Regions from separate parts of the Homo sapiens genome. Here region 1 is linked to region 2. Evidence: chromatin contacts called from ENCODE Hi-C or POLR2A ChIA-PET data. All regions are on one chromosome and are shown on one strand. The core of a region is the stretch at or near the end of the contact, and the rest is flanking DNA. Distances in the headings are between cores, read along the strand shown. Region 1 has its middle 27 kb from the start of THBS1. Region 2 overlaps LOC105370777 (a long non-coding RNA gene).

Region 1 (2,700 bases), core at 37-2,536, 200 kb before region 2:
TCCAAGGAGTAGGATCACACCCAGAAGAAGGGGATCTTTGCCCTTCCTGACTCCACAGGGAGCTAGTGGGACAGTGAGATTGGTGGAGACTGCCACAAACATTTCTGTGTAAAAGAAAAGCTTGCTTATTGGCCGGGCCCCAGTGAAAGGGTCTGTATGCCAGGGCTGTCCAGTGATGCTCTCAAGGCTCTCAAGGCCTCTCAGGCACAGAGGCAGAATAGAGGGCAGTGGGGAGCTGGGGGAACTGGGGAGAAAACCCTCTTAAAGAGAACAGGGGCTGACTGAACAATGCAGGGAAAGAGCATAGATTGAGAAGTCCGAGGGACACAAGTTCAAATCCAGACAATTGCATTTGCTAGATGTGTATGGAAGTTGCTCAGTTTCTCCAAGTCATAAGTCTAATAACTGCCTCACAACTCTGCCATTGCAGTTAAAGTGAGCAATACGAATGATGTGCCTCATACAGGGCTTGACTCTTACCAGGCACTCAGCTCATGGTGGCTGTTATTAGCCCAGGGGCAGATACAGGGAATGAAAATTCCTTTCTCCCTTTGACCACCAACCCAACCTCTCCTTTTTCTTCTTAGATTAGGCTGCTGTAGAGGTATGGATGTGTTTCTGGTTTTGGCTGTTTGCACATGCTGATCAAATTATGACAGTAGTGTGAACTTAACCTGAAATTAGAAAGAGAAACCAAATTATGACAGCAGTTGGGCAAAAAGATCTTCAAGTGGATTATTTGGTTAATAGACATTCCCTGTGGCATTTCATTTTTTTTTCTAGAGAGAAACCATTGATAGATATTAATTAGTATTCTGAATGTACTTTGTCTTGGCAATGCCTCTGCTGATCCTGATCTGAAGGTGGGTTGGCTGCCTCCTGTACAGCCTGACCTCCTCTCCAGGGTGCTGGACACTCTTACCCATGTTGATAGTTGAGACATTTTTGTGGTCTGTGTCCTTTTGTTTCTAAAATATAAGGGGTTCTAGTGAATTTTCCTCCAATGAGCTAGTTTGCCTTTTTGTAAGTAGTCTCAGCTGTCTGCTGTTTTTTCCTATAGATTAAGCCTTGTGGGCTCACCTGTCTCATTTTGCTCTTCTCTCTGGGGGTTGCCCTCATCCCCCTTTGCAAGTCTTCTTCTGGTATCTTTCAGGGGTCTTTTGTTCTCTCTTCCACATTGTTAATTAGAATGCAGAATCCAATCTGGAGTGAGCAAGCACTGACCCCAGGGCACCCTGCTAAGCACCTCTTCTTGCTGGAGATGTGCCACAGAGCCTCACCTTTCCTTCGTAATCTTTTGTTAGTGTTCAACCCATGTGACTTGCTCTCCCTGCCAATTTGAACCTTTAAATGTCAGCAATTAAAATTTCATGAGCTGTTGTATGAAATGCTGCAACTCAAGCCCCAAACACAGCAGCTGCTGTGTTTCTTTTGTCTTCTCATATGGTTACCCTTTCCAAAACAAGATATCATGTTGTTTTGGATTTTTTTGTCCTTAAGAAAGCCGTTTTGCTTATTGCTTGAGACATTCCACTGTCCTTGATACATTTACAAACTATATTTTTAGCCACAACTATCCTTACTTTGCTAATTACAGATTTACAGGTGCTGGTTAGTTTCAGAACAAATGTCCAGACATTTTCAGTTTCCACTCCCCTCCACCCATCTGCTTCCCAGTAAGTTGTGAGAAATAATGAAACTTTTCACTGGTTTCTTACTCAGATCTTTGAACACCCCAAACTACTTATCACCTGGCCCCTTTGATTTGTAAATGTTCAGGTTGTCCAATTACTGTTTTTTGTATTATTTTCCATCAGCTCTATTTGTAGAGTCTATGAAGTCATGGCATAGTATCTAGTTTCCTTTTTATAGAGGAGTTCCTATCTGTGAGCCATGGTTTTCAGCTGAGGCCGTGCATTAGAATCCAGGGTGGAGTCTTTAAAAAATTCAGATACCCAGATACCTTTCTTATCCCCTATGGAATATTGATTTAGAAGGTTTGGGGTGGGGATATGAGCATTTATATGTTTCTAAAAGCTCCTGAGTTAATTCTAAGGGCACCCTGGTTGATAGCCACATTATGGACTGAGTCCCAGGTCTGTGGTATCGAGACCACCATACTGACTGGCCCCAGTAGGCCCTGGGGCCTGGTCTATGGACCCTGAGCCTGGGTTCTAGCTTCTGTTACCTCTCCCTGATGGAGAGGGTCCATTTGAGCAGGGGCTTGGCTATATGGAGAAGGTTGATGGGAAGACATGAAAGGAGGGCTTGGTAGGTGGAGAGAAGGGCAGGATGAAGCAGAAGACTGTCGCTAGTGTAGGGAAGACACGGCTGAGTTACAGCTTAGCCCAGAATGCCTGAGAGAGAGTGGTGGGAGTCCAGGTTGGATGTGGGTCAGGGCCTTGAACAACAGACTTCACGTGTACTTTACTCTTCATAAAAAGCAGTGGTGGAGGCCAGCCCTAAGGTATTGCCAGGTAATAATAGATGGTGAATCCCTGTAACGTCACCTCTGTAAATAAAGCCAAGTTTTGTCTTTCTTCTCTTCATTATTTCCAGGACAGATTATATAGAATCCAGAGCTCTTTGAAATAATTAAGAATGCACTTTGCTTTTCATGATCTTTCTTAGGAGGATTATAAAACCGATGGCTTGTTCCACACATTTTGCCTAGAGGCCTGGGTCCTGCCCAGGCGATCC
Region 2 (2,700 bases), core at 190-2,689:
CAGGAATTGGAGCCAGGCCCTGCCGCATGCAGCCATCAGCCTCAATGTGACACTATGAGCTTTGGCTGGGAATAAGACACTACATCTTGGCTTGGGGACACAAACCTGGAGTACTACCAGAGTAAGGCAACCAACCCAAAAGCTACTTGACAGGGAGAGGAGTCTACCAAAAAGAAACAAAACAAACAAATTCCCTCCCAAACAAGGTAAGCTTTCAAGAAAAATTACAAAGCACACAAGAATATTTTCTGGCATGAGGATAGTCAACAGACCCAAGAATCTGTGGAGTCCATGCATGAAGAACCAGACATAATGGTGCAATATTAAATGTTAAAATAAGGATTCTTGAATCATCAAATAAGTAAAAGAGGGAAGGGGAACAAAGAATTCTTAAGAATAGATAGGGATTAAAATATAGAAACCTTGGAAGTGAAAAGTGTAGTCATTGAAATAGAAATTGCAAGTGATAAGGTGAACTGTAGACTAGACATCTGGGCCAGTCTAGGGTGAGGCAAGGAAGGTATCCAGGGTGCAAAATGTAAGAAGGCACTCACTGTCGCTGCCAACCCTGAACTAGCGCATGCCCAAGAGTGAGTGACTTCTTACATTGTACACTCTGAGTACCTTGCTTGTCTTACCCTTGTCCCATCGCTGGTTGACACAGTGGAAGGGAAAATTATGAACTGAAGATAAAACTAAAGGAATGACTGGGATAGCAGATAAAGAGGTTTAAAAATGAAAAGAGCAGCTGAGAGATCTGGAAGAAAGCTCCAAATTATATTTTTTAAATCCCAGAGAAGAGAAAAATAAAGAGTAAAAAAAATATTGAGAGGTAACCTGAAAGTTTCTACAAGTAAAAATGTTAACCCTTTGATTGAAGAATTTCATCCTTATAAATGAAACTTTAAATGATTTATGATTCATTGCTGAAATATGAAGGGCCCAAATTCCTAATGATCCCCTGACCCTGGCCAGTTTAATTGGGTTGAGTAAATTCTATTTAACCTCAGGGCATTGGCTCATTAGAGAGAATTATGTATGGTACAAAGATTATATTCTCAGTTCTACTTGTCTGGTTGGTAAACAGTCTGTGACTGGTTTCTAGTACTCAGCCACTTCCTAGCAGCAGTGGCTCTATGGTGACTCGACTGTATCATCACTCACTGAGGGGAGGTAAAAGCCTTTTGTTGGCAGCTGTAGTTCGGAGTTAGGCTAGATGCGTGTTTGAAACCACCCACCTACAGGTCTTTCCTCCTTGCTACTGTGTGTGAAATGTTTTCAGCTCCCTGTGCCTCTGCTCTGGTAATAGGCCTCCACTGGCAAGGGAAATGTGTTTTGCTTATCAGACTGCAACACTAACAGCACAAATCATTCAGTAGAAAGTATGCTTTAGTCCTTGAAGCTGTTTGGTTTTCTTTGCTCCTTATCACAACTAACTATGTAGCTACAGGCAGGAAGCCTGACCATTTGGGCCAAGTCAGTGCACACTTAGCCAAAGAGATGGGTCATTGCTTATTTCTGGGCTCTCTTTAGTCCTCAGGCCAATTTGGGACTAGAAATGGATGCAAAGTTTACCTCCCCATTTTTATGGGCTTTTTATCACATGGGTGGTAAACAAAGGCTCGCTTCATGAAGAACTTTAGGGCAGGTGGAAATCCTTAGGTATAGGGGAGGGAAAATTTTGAAAGAACAATTTGAGTAACCCTTGTGAGGCTTCTTGTTTACTTCAAGATAATTAAAATGTCCTGGTTGAAGGAGAAAAATATGCTTTGAGAATTACTCATTTGGTGTTTTTGAATTAAGGGTTTGGCATCTCTTTCCACGAGTGAGTAATTTCTTTTGCCGTGAGTGTCTGTGTACAGATAACACACCAAAATAATACAGAGCCTGCAGCTGAAACGTACCTGGGAAGAAGTGCAGAGCGTCACATGTGAATTGTGGCTCAGCAGATGCTAAGTCAGAAATCTCACTGGAAGGTTTAGGACCTGAATTAAGACACTGAAGGATTGGATCAGGGTGTGTGTGTGTGTTTGCATAAGAGAAAGAGAAACAGTAAAAGGAACAGAGACTGAGAAACCGAGAGATAGGGAGGCCAAAAAAACAAGAGACAGGAATAAAAACAGATTACCCTTGAGAGTTCAGTTAAAAATTAGAAGACTGGACTAGGTGAGAGAAAAATTGCCTGGTCATCATCAAAGTACGAATATAAACCTAAAATAAAGATCATCCATGTGTCAGCTGTACTACAAATGTAGAAATTATACAAAGGGCTGTCCCCTGTTCTAAGCAAGTGGAATGGGGCGTGGAGAGAAGTAAGGTTTGTTGTGGTTGTGTAATACAGTAGCACAGGATTACAGGGAAATGACTTTTTCTAGTGAGATCCTGAGACCTTACTTATGAAGTCTCAGGTACCCATTTTGTGCGGCTTCACTGAGTATCATCTTGATGGAATGGTGTGGTCTGGAGAGCCTCAAAATTATTTAAATGTTGGCCTTCCTAACTTATCCCATCTCAAATAGAAAATGGATATATGCCAACTACACAATATATTCATTTGGACTCAATACAATAATCAGGATATTAGGATAAAGCTTTTACATTTCAAAAGTTGCTTTCACTTATGGTATCCTGTTACATTTTTAAAACAAGTCTGTGCTGGGGAGGTATTAACCTTTCTCAGACAAAGAAACTGAAGCACAG

Evidence for each region. Hi-C counts contacts between places; a loop is a spot of excess contacts on that map. ChIA-PET counts read pairs that join two places held with the same protein, here RNA polymerase II (POLR2A). Pooled maps may share reads with other maps.
Region 1: a map with no recorded cell type shows a loop between it and region 2 (2.1-fold over the local background). The contact joins two enhancer-like sites. A Hi-C loop is called at or near these places in 1 of 168 maps with a recorded cell type or tissue (sciatic nerve), 1 of 37 single-sample maps with no recorded cell type and 2 of 50 pooled maps. POLR2A ChIA-PET finds 5 or more read pairs at or near these places in 2 of 52 experiments (PC-9 and activated T-cell).

The regions. Positions count from the first base shown.
Region 1 is chr15:39,553,142-39,555,841 of GRCh38, reverse strand. No RefSeq gene overlaps it. Among named protein-coding and RNA genes, the nearest start is that of THBS1, 27 kb to the left of the region's middle. Within about 2 kb of position 1,286, at least 2 of the 41 ENCODE cell types and tissues checked have a DNase peak (open chromatin) inside an H3K27ac peak, as active enhancers do.
Region 2 is chr15:39,357,295-39,359,994 of GRCh38, reverse strand. The region is part of intron 1 of LOC105370777 (a long non-coding RNA gene); the gene reads left to right. Among named protein-coding and RNA genes, the nearest start is that of LINC02915, 110 kb to the right of the region's middle. Within about 2 kb of position 1,439, at least 10 of the 41 ENCODE cell types and tissues checked have a DNase peak (open chromatin) inside an H3K27ac peak, as active enhancers do.